2 separate regions of the Mus musculus genome follow, and region 1 is linked to region 2. The links are chromatin loops, found by intact Hi-C in ENCODE. Cell type or tissue: left cerebral cortex. All regions are shown on one strand. Each heading gives the region's core, and the rest is flanking DNA. Links, peaks and the distances in the headings are about the cores only.

Evidence for each region. Hi-C counts contacts between places; a loop is a spot of excess contacts. Peaks named below come from ENCODE experiments on the same cell type or tissue, not always from the same donor. Only the 100,000 strongest peaks of a DNase experiment are listed, where the experiment ranks them.
Region 1: a loop joins it to region 2, with 2.3 times the contacts of the local background. A loop is called at or near these places in 4 of 42 quality-filtered maps.

Annotation. Positions count from the first base shown.
Region 1 is chr9:31,959,308-31,964,685 of GRCm38, forward strand. No RefSeq gene overlaps it. Among named protein-coding and RNA genes, the nearest start is that of Barx2, 49 kb to the left of the region's middle. In left cerebral cortex, for the core only: no CTCF peak of the experiment used is centred there; a DNase peak (open chromatin) is centred at 3,154.
Region 2 is chr9:32,252,780-32,258,157 of GRCm38, forward strand. It overlaps Arhgap32 (Rho GTPase activating protein 32), which reads left to right. Exons shown (of 23, transcript NM_001370958.1): 20 at 1,288-1,359; 21 at 2,395-3,279; 22 at 3,934-4,919. Among named protein-coding and RNA genes, the nearest start is that of Kcnj5, 89 kb to the right of the region's middle. In left cerebral cortex, for the core only: no CTCF peak of the experiment used is centred there; no DNase peak of the experiment used is centred there.

The DNA of each region.
Region 1 (5,378 bases), core at 317-5,316, 290 kb before region 2:
CAATTTATGTTTGAACTTCTAGTGAACTTTTGTTGAAAAAGGGATGCTTGGAAAAGCCATGTGATCCACTTTCCTAGGAAAGGTACAAAAGACTGGGAAAGATCACATTGGAAGATATAACATTGGAGAGATAGCAATGGGAACGTAACACTGGGAATAAAGGCTTTGGGAGTAAGGCATTGGGAGCAGAGCAGTTCATCAGAGCAGGAGGAGACAGCAAGATTAGAAGGAGAATGCAGAGTGGAATAACTTAGAAAATATAAGGCAACTTAAAAAATTGAGAGAGCAATGTGCAGAATGCAGAGGAAAAGAGGAAAAAAGAAGAAGCTGCAGAGAGAGCAGAAGGAGCAGGCAGGCTTCTCCTTACCATGGGACAGAACAGGTCTTTTCTTAATAACAAGGCTAAAGAGAACAAAGCTTTCTTCTTACAGACTTGGTTTTAATTCATGTAGCAATAAAAGGATAGAAGCTTTTTCTTTCTGTATGCATTAAAGATTGGAGCTCATTTTTCATCCAGAATGAGTGAGTTCTTTCTGCACTGGCGCTTGGTCTTTTGCTCCATACACATATGTAAGTATGGATGTATGTGTGTGTGAGTATGTAATTATGAGATAGTAGGAAAGTTGTGCCCAACTGATTTGAATGAAAATTTATTAATATGTGTGCATTAATTTGCATATGGATTTTTGTACGTTTAATCCATATTTGCTTGTGTAAAAGTTTTTCCTTCTGTGAGTGTGATTCTCTTCTCCTGGTTCAATAGAAGTTTATTGCTCCAAACTTCCCCTAGCCCAACAAATGAGAGGCATCTGGACAAAAGGGAAAAGGTTCTAGCAATTAAACCTTTACTTAATCCCCTACTGTTTTATGGTGAGGTGCTAATGCCAGAGACTGCAGTTTCTGGCCCAAAGAGAACTCAAAGAGGTCAGCTATCACACCAAAGTGATTTAGACTTAAGATAGGTACATGTTTTATTATTAAACAGCAACTCTATCTCAAAACAAACAAACAAAACAAGTCTTGCCCACGCCTATGCTCATCCCTGTCCTCTTACCTTCAAGAGAGAGCCAAGAGAGAAGAAGAGCCGGGTATGGACCACAGCATTACGGATAGGCCCCATGCTCAGCAATAGATCACTATAGCCTCCAGCGGCCATGGAGAACTGGATCTACCTGAAAGGGGAGCTGGAAATGAAAAGGAGTGCAAGAGAAGGATGAAGCTAAGACACAAGTTCTCATCAAGGCACAAAGCTTAATTCTGCAGCTATAAAGGGAAAACCCACAAAACCCATCCTTTGTTTCAGCTGGATTATGTTGCAAAGCAAGCTCAGGGGCAGTCTATTCTTCTAAGTTCCTATAGGAGGTTGCAGGTGCAGCAAAGCAGATGACTCCACCTGGGTCCCATTGTGGCAAGCACTCAAGGTCTGTTTAGCTTGGCTCGAGGCTGGGGGAAGGGCACAGATCACCCACACAAAATGAATGCAGCAGGATCTTTTGGGGGTTCTTTGTCTCCGAATGTTAAGTCAGGGCAAGTGTTTGTTTTAATTTTTCTACCTTATAGGTCCTTTCATGTATACATTAGGGCTTCTGGTTTGGGACTGCTATGAGTGTGTATACATGGTGTCTGTGCATTGATATATATTTCTTCCCCCCCCCCTTTTTTTTTGAAACAGGGTTTCTCTGTGTAGCCCTGGCTATCCTGGAACTCACTCTGTATACGAGGCAGGCCTTGAACTCACAGAGATCTGCCTTCCTCTGCCTCCTAAGTGCTGAGATTAAAGGCGTGCGCTGCCACTGCCCAGGTTGATACATATTTCTTGTGCTTCTTTCTTTGGATCTTTTTCTTCTTTGGTTGTTTTGTCATATTTTGATTTTTTTTTTTTGTTATTGGTTTATCTTATTTCATTTTATTATTATTACTTAGATTCCTGTTTGTTTTCTAAGGAGAGAAAAAGGGATGTAGATTCAGATGGGAAGGGAAGGAAGGAGGAACTGGGGGGTGGGGGGGAATTTTGCTAGAATACATTGTATTAAAAAACTACTTTCATTGAACAAAAAGAAAAAAGAGATTATTGAGCAGGTAGCAATACACAACGGAGGCCAAAGTGAACATCACTTAAAGGAAAGTAGGAAGCAAAGAAGTCTTCACTCTGAGTTTTGCATCCACAATTGTATTTTCGTCATAGATCGCAACAAGCAGCCATGCCCAGCTCTCCACACAAACTATTAGTAGAGAAAGAACCCTTTAACGTTTCCTAGAAATAATCCTAAGAGCACATGAAGAAACAGCAGCTCATGAGAATCTTGTACCAAAGGCAAAGCGTGGTTCAAACACATCCAGCTCCATTTAATCATCCTAACATGTGAGGAGATCGTTCCAAAGCTCCTTCCTTTTGATTATCAGAATATTACAACCACAGAATCAGAGGACATTGGAATTTTCACCAGAAGTCTCTTGCTGGGAGAAGCAAAAGGCGGATGCAGCCAGAGGACGAGTCCGACTCCCTGAAAGAGACTTCACAGTTCTGTCAACATGTCAGAGTGCCCGCAGGAGAGACTAGACCCAAGACAAGGATGAGTCAGTAGGCATGGCTGGACCTTGACCAGGTCTGTGTACTTGTGTATAATTTATCTAGTGCCCTCTACTTAAATCAAGCCTCATTTTAGGACTCAAAAGATGGATTTGGGGGTCATTGGGTCCCTTCATCTCCTCCTCTTCTCAATGTAGCCACAGAGAGTAAATAAATCTCCTTTCTCTGCTTCTCACCATTATTTGCTTCTTTAATTGTCCTATTGAGGATGGGAAGACAAGCCTAGCTTGTTAGCTGCCAGGGCCAATGCTCTGACCCTAACAACTCTGACAACATGCCCTCTCTCCTGACTCCGTACCAACTCTGCTTCAGCTGACACAGCTGAGAACACAGGGTTCCCTCCCCCTCTATCTCCAGGAGGATTTCTTTTCTGCAGGACAAGGACATCACCATTTCCCTTCCTGTCTCTATGATGTCTTGTTAGGTGGGAACTCACTAAAGAGATTGCTCCCTTCTGCTGCTCAGTCCACTTATAAAAAGGATGTCCAACCTTGCTCTTGGCATGTGGAGAAGACTGGAGCCCTGTCACCTTAGCAACGGCCAGTGCAGGGGTGGATTTGTGCCAGAAGAAGCAAAATGGGAGGAGCCCTGGAAGCTGCCCTTATCCCTCCACTGAGTATCTAGGACAGCAAAGCTTGCTGTAGTCAGTCCTTACCCAAAAAACACTAGACTGCTGGCTCAGAGAATTCACTTAGAGAAAAAAAAGGAAGGGGACATAAAAAGAGGGAATTCCTAATCTCCACAAAAAAATTCACTCCTGTGTTGGTTTGAATAGGTATGGCCCCATCGACCCACATGTTTAAATGGTTGGACTTAGGGAGTGGCACTATTAGGAAGTGTGGCCTTGTTAGAGGAAGTGTATCACTGTTGGGGCAGGCTTTGAGGTCTCCTACGCTCAAGCTACACCCAGTGTGACACAGTTTCCTTCTGCTGCCTGCCGATCAAGATGTAGAATTCTCAGCTTCTTCCCCAGCACCATGTCTGACGGCACACTGCCAAGCTTCCTGCCATGGTGATAATGGACTAAACCTCTGAAACTGTAAAACAGCCCCAATCAAATGTTTTCCTTTATAAGAGTTGAATTGATCATGGTGTTTTTCACAGCAATAAAGCTAACTAAGAAAACAACAAACTAAGAAAACCCATTTGCAACAGAGCTTGGAGAAGCAGGTTCTAAATAGAAACTGTGATTGACCATTGGGAGCAGGGGCAAAGACCAAGCTAAGCCACAGACTGGCTGCTCTATAGGGCAAGAGCTCAGGCTATGCCAGCTACGAGGAGCCCTCTTGAGAAAATATCAAGTGCTGACCTCAGAAACCATTTCTATAAAGGAGCGATGATTTTACTACATGTGTTGGTAGAGAGATTTATGTACCGGTAAATTCTTGGAAACAGATAAGTAATCGCCTGGTGTTTGTGGTCAGAAGAAAGGAAGAAAGTGTGCCAAACAATTGACTTCCCAGAATGAATATGTGTTGGGCAACAGAACCCATGACTCTCCGGGGAGCAATATTAGATCCTTACCACTGTCAGTGGAGGTATTATCATTGACCCAAGTTACTAAACAAGAAAGTCACTGAGGCAGGGGATTGAAGAAGAAAGAGAGAGGAAGAGGAGGAAGAAGACAAAAGCTTTTATACATTGGATTTTTTACTTTAATCTTAATTATTAATTATGTATATTAGAGTTGTATGTGCTCATAAATGCAGGTGCCCCCAGGAGCTGGAGTTACAGGTGGTCATAAACCACCTGATGTGGATGCTTAGAATTGAGATTGGATCCTCCGCAAGAGCAGTGCTGGAAAAGAATATTCTTGAGGTCATACAAAGAAGCCCAGGACAAAGGTAAAGTAATTCTGCATAACACGCTACACAGTGAGACATTAGTTAGGAATGGCGTCCATAGATGCATGTGTCTGAATGCTTGGCTCATAAAGAGTAGCAATATTAGGAGGTGTGGCCCTGTTGGAGGGAGTGTGTCACTGAATGGGCAGGCTTTGAGGTCAAGTTCAAGCTACATCCAGTGTGGCACACAGTCTCCTTCTGCTGCTTGCAGATCAAGATGTAGCACTCTCAACTCTTTCTCTAGCACCATGCCTGCCTGTAAGCTTCCATGCTTCCTGCCATGATGAGAGTGGACTCAACCTCTGAAACTGCAAGCCAGCCCCAGTTGAATGTTATCTTTTATAAGAGTTGCTGTGGTCATGGTGTTTCTTCAGAGCAATAAAACTCTAACTTAACAAAGACATCAGCTTTGTGTATCATTTTCTCTTTTGTTTGTCTTGTCCCTAATATGTTCAAAGTCTGCTAATAACATTGGCAATAGAAGGCAGCACTAAGTTACTGACCTGGGAACAAATTTAAAATGGTTAAGGACTCTGAAGGTAGATGGTCACATACACACACACAAGTGGGTGATAGTGTTGTTCACCAGTCAGGTCTGCCCATTCCACCACAGCACTGGTCTTGAAGATCAACAAGGACGTGACAGTGGTCATTAAGAGGTTGGTTTATAGCCGGTTGGTGGTGGCGCACGCCTTTAATCCCAGCACTTGGGAGGCAGAATCTGGCAGATTTCTGAGTTCAAGGCCAGCCTGGTCTACAGAGTGAGTTCCAGCACAGCCAGGGCTATACAGAGAAACCCTGTCTCGAAAAACCAAAAAAAGAAAGAAAAAAAGAAAATGATGCTGGGAGGGGCAATTATGCTGAGATAATTGGATGGCTACATGCAAATGAATGAAGCTGGAACCTTACCTCCCAACAGACACAAGAGTAACTCAAAATAAGTG
Region 2 (5,378 bases), core at 60-5,059:
ACCCACCCATTCCCATTTTTTGGCCCTGGCATTCCCCTGTACTGGGGCATATAAAGTTTGCGTGTCCAATGGGCTTCTCTTTCCAGTGATGGCTGACTAGGCCATCTTTTGATACATATGCAGCTAGAGACAAGAGCTCTGGGGTACTGGTTAGTTCATAATGTTGTTCCACCGATAGGGTTGCAGATCTCTTTAGCTCCTTGGATACTTTCTCTAGCTCCTCCATTGGGGGCCCTGTGATCCATCCAATAGTTGACTGTGAGCATCCACTTCTGTGTTTGCTAGGCCCCGTCCTAGTCTCACAAGGGACAGCTATATCACGGTCCTTGCAACAAAGGCTTGCTAGTGTATGCAATGGTGTCATCGTTTGGAGGCTAAATGGACCATCTAGAGACTGCCATATCCAGGGATCCATCCCATAATTAGCCTCCAAACTATGACATCTCTTGCCTTTAAGTAGCACAACTCCATGTTTTCATGGGGCCTTCTTCTCTATGTCTCTTTGTCTTTTATTTTCACCCTCCTTGAAGAAAGGAGCCACTGTAAGATGTCATCAGAGGGGCTGGAGGAGTGGCTCAGTGGCTGAAAGCTCTTCTTTTCTTTCCTTTCCTTTCCTTTCCTCTTCTCTTCTCTTCTCTTCTCTTCTCTTCTCTTCTCTTCTCTTCTCTTCTCTTCTCTTCTCTTCTCTTCTCTTCTTTCTTTTTTTTTTTTGGGGGGGGTTTGTTTTTTGAGACAGGGTTTCTTTCTGTAGCCCTGGCTGTCCTGGAACTCGGAAATCCACCTGCCTCTGCCTCCCGAGTGCTGGGATTAAAGGTGTGCGCCACCACGCCCGGCTGAAAGCTCTTCTAAAGGACTGAGTTTGCTTCCTAGCAGCAGAGACTCCTCCGAGGGATCCCTTACCCTCTCTGGCCTCCTCGGTCCCTGGCATACACGTGGGGCATACTCACATGAACATGTGCATACGAGTAAAAATAAGAGTTGTAAAGACATCACCCAAGGTTACCAAGTTGGTCTTTTGGAAACTTATAAGAAGAGAATCTTTTAGTTCACCTTTGGGCTCAAGTTCGTAGGCTTTGGAAAGTTGTTTGTTTTATTTTTTTTCCCCACACTGGAAACAGAATGATGCAGCACATTCCATACTGGGATAGTAAGCTGAATATGACTGCGAAATGGACAGCTCATCACACTTGGAGATTCAAGTGTTGCTAGGGAAAGTCCAGACCCTTTAACTGTATAGTCCTTAACAATCAATCACAGGCTTTACACTGCTTGGTTTTTATTATTTAGGTGGCAGGGCAGAAGGAACCCTCCGCTCAGCTAAAAGTGAAGAGTCCCTTACTTCTCTCCATGCAGTTGACGGTAAGACTAAAGTGTCCTCGGATGGATTACATAAAACACACAGAGGCAGCAATGTTATGAATATATACTTAGCAAGAAGGCTGTGAAATATCACTTCCAGTACTATTAGCATTAAGTATGGTTCAGTTAAAACTCATGGATATTTTAATATGGTGTGGTATTTTGGCAACAAATACTGTTTATGTAAAATGGCTGAAATGTTTCAAAGCAAACATTTATATTTGTCAGTGCTTAAAAGTGAGTGTCACTGTTTCCTTTAGATTTGGTAACTGGAGCAGCTTTGAGACTCATTTGTTAATGATGGGTGGTCTTCAAGGGTCATTAGTAGTTGGACCTGGCACCTTAAAGTGAGTCTGCCTCCAAAGGACCAACATCACCTGGCAGATACTGGAGGGAGGTGTGGTTACAGCTTAAGTTAAAATTCAGAATCAGACTTTATGAAAGCAAGTGTTGTGCTAAGCTGTGCCACTTGGATTTGCTTGGAAAGTGAAAAGCCTGTTTTCATTGGAAAAGAAGGAAGGATTTTAAGTGTGTGAATAGAGTGCTTTATTAAATGTGTGTAAATACTTTTTAATTAGGAAGAAGTATCATTTCTTCTTGTCTGGGGTACCATAAGGATATTTCCCCATAATAAACAACCTTTTGTTACTATTTGATACCCAAGGTGCTACTTTCAGTGATGACTTCTACCTTGCAAGTCAAATATGAGACCAGTGATAAAATAAGACACAAAGAAAGTAGGAACATTTGCCCAAAGTCATAGCAGTTGTCAATGTTGAGTTTGGCATACAATCCAAGAGTCTCTTGCCATTTTCTTACCCAGGCTGTGGATCAGCTGTAGTTCATGTGCTTTTTAATTAGTGTTTTATTTAGAAGTTCTTTTGCCACAAATGTAACTGATGTTTGTACACCCAGAGACAGTTCATGGGACGAGAGATTGAAGTTGCATGATTCCTGCTGTACTAGATAGGTGACTAGTGGTGGTGCTGTGTCCTGTGACAGCCATGCTCTGACATTGCTGTCCATTTTTACCAGGTGATTCCAAGTTGTTCCGACCTAGAAGACCCAGATCCAGCAGCGATGCGCTCTCTGCCTCTTTCAATGGCGACGTGCTGGGGAACCGGTGCAATTCCTATGACAATCTGCCCCACGACAACGAGAGTGAAGAGGAAGTGGGGCTGCTCCACATTCCAGCTCTTGTGTCTCCTCATTCGGCTGAGGATGTTGACTTGAGTCCACCAGACATCGGAGTGGCCAGTCTGGACTTTGATCCCATGTCATTTCAATGTAGTCCTCCAAAAGCTGAGTCAGAGTGTCTGGAGAGTGGTGCTTCCTTTCTGGATTCATTAGGTTATACCAGGGATAAACTGAGTCCCAGTAAGAAGGATGCAGAAGCAGGTGGTAGCCAGTCACAGACTCCAGGAAGCACCGCAAGTTCCGAACCTGTATCTCCAGTCCAGGAGAAACTGAGTCCGTTTTTCACCCTGGACTTGAGCCCCACTGACGACAAGTCTTCTAAGCCATCTTCATTTACAGAAAAGGTTGTTTATGCTTTCTCTCCGAAGATTGGGCGGAAGCTAAGCAAATCTCCTTCCATGAACATATCTGAGCCTATTTCAGTGACTCTCCCACCTCGGGTATCAGAAGTCATCGGTACGGTCTCCAATACTGTAGCTCAGAATGCATCACCTACATCTTGGGACAAAAGTGTGGAAGAAAGAGATGTCATAAATAGATCCCCCACCCAGCTGCAGCTAGGAAAGATGAAAGCAGGTGAGAGAGAGGCACAGGAGACCTGTGAACCAGAAGCACAGCCCCTGGAACAGGGGGCAGCTGAAGAAGTAGAGTTGCCAGGGACAGAGGAGCGGCCTGTCCTGAGCAGTCAGAGCAAGGCTGTACCGTCTGGACAGAGTCAGACAGGTACTGTTTGTTCTCCTCCGTTCCTTCTCTAAGCTAAAAGGGGTCTTCCGTCCTGTGTGCCATCTGTGCCTTTTAAGAGAGCCTTCTCCACAGCTAGGCTAGAATCAAAGAATGTTTTTCTGAATGGTGCTGAGGGCTCAAAGCCCTAAACTAAAATGAAGCAAACAAAACTCCCCAAAGGGCCCATGGTCCTGCTGCGAGCCTTCACAAAGGACCCCTTAAGTCTCTGGACAGTCAGGATTCATGGATAATTTTTGCACAACTGTGTAGCTCTTGATTCTGTTTTCTCTTCTAATGCATATTCTATTCTAGCCTTACAAGTTGACAAGCCAGTGTAGCAGTACCATCACAGTCTGAGCACTGGAAGCTTGTGCTCTAAGTGACCTTTTCTAAGTCAGTGGAGGCCTGCTTCCCTCCACCCTCTGTAGCAGTTCAAGAGGACTGGCAGCCTTTAACACTGTGGTAGTTTCCCTTTCAACCAGATGTGGTTTCAGCAGCATTTGCATGTGGGATAGAAGATCATGGATTGCAATTTTGAAATATGGAAGGCATATTTTTATGTTTTTAGTGATCACATGGGGAGTGTTTGGCTTTCCGTATAGGGTAACATAAGCTACCTTTTCATTCTAATTTTTTTTCCCAATTTCCCACTAGGAGCAGTTACCCATGACCCCCCTCAGGATCCCGTTCCTGTCAGTTCAGTCTCTCTTATCCCACCACCACCGCCTCCGAAAAATGTCGCCCGAATGTTGGCACTAGCGTTAGCTGAGTCTGCACAGCAAGCCTCAAGTCAGACACTGAAGAGACCAGGGGCTTCCCAGGCTGGGTGCACTAGTTATGGAGACACGGCAGTCGTTCCATCTGAAGAGAAGCTGCCTAGTTCCTACTCTAGCCTTACTCTAGATAAAACCTGTTTCCAAACGGACCGGCCAGCAGAGCAGTTCCACCCGCAGATCAATGGACTCGGAAACTGTAACCAGCCTCTCCCTGAGGCAGCAGCTATGGGAGGTCCCACCCAGTCCAACACAACTGACTCTGGGGAGCAACTCCACCAAGTAGACTTAATAGGGAATTCGCTACATCGAAACCATATATCTGGGGATCCAGAAAAGGCTAGAAGCACTTCAGCTCCCTTAACAGACTCAGAGAAGTCTGATGATCATGGAAGTTTCCCTGAAGACCACGCTGGGAAGAGCAGCGTGTCCACTGTCTCCTTTTTGGAGCAGGACCAGTCTCCACTCCATTTCTCCTGTGGAGATCAGCCCCTCTCTTACCTTGGTACCAGTGTGGATAAACCCCACCATTCCTCAGAACTTACAGACAAATCTCCCATGCCTTCTACTTTGCCTAGGGACAAAGCCCACCACCCTCTCTCTGGGTCCCCTGAAGAGAATTCCAGCACAGCCACCATGGCTTACATGATGGCAACTCCAGCAAGAGCGGAACCGAGCAACAGCGAGGCCAGCAGGGTCCTGGCTGAGCAGCCCTCGGCTGCTGATTTTGTGGCTGCCACCCTTCAGCGCACGCACAGAACTAATCGGCCCCTCCCTCCACCTCCTTCCCAGAGGCCTGCAGAGCAGCCACCAGTTGTGGGGCAGGTACAAGAAGCACCAAGTATAGGATTAAATAATTCCCACAAGGTAAGCTAGAGAGGAAGTCAGTGAAGTAGTATACTTTTCCCAAGGTATGCCATTCGGTAGGATGTATTATCTTTTAGTCAGATGCGTGTCAGTCAGGTGGCAGATTTCCATGGAATCTGCCATTTGAAGCAGGCGGTCTCTGCCTGTGCCTGGCTATTGGCTTTGTGTAATGACAGAGCAGCCCCTGGTGACTGCAGCTTAACTATCCTTGCTGCTTCTCCTTCCTTCCTGAAGCACTGAGCTCTTTCACGGGGACACACTGACAGAATGAGGCAGAGGGAGCCCAGGGCTGCAGTAGTGATTGTCTTTTCCAGCTGCCTCACTGTTCAGGTGACTGAGAGTGAGTCATGTGACCACCTTGTGACTACCCAACCCTTGATGTCTGTATTGAAGGTACTTCATCTCCAGGGCTTTCAGAGGTCTAAGGAGTGATGATATCTGGAGTTCTTGTTATTTCCC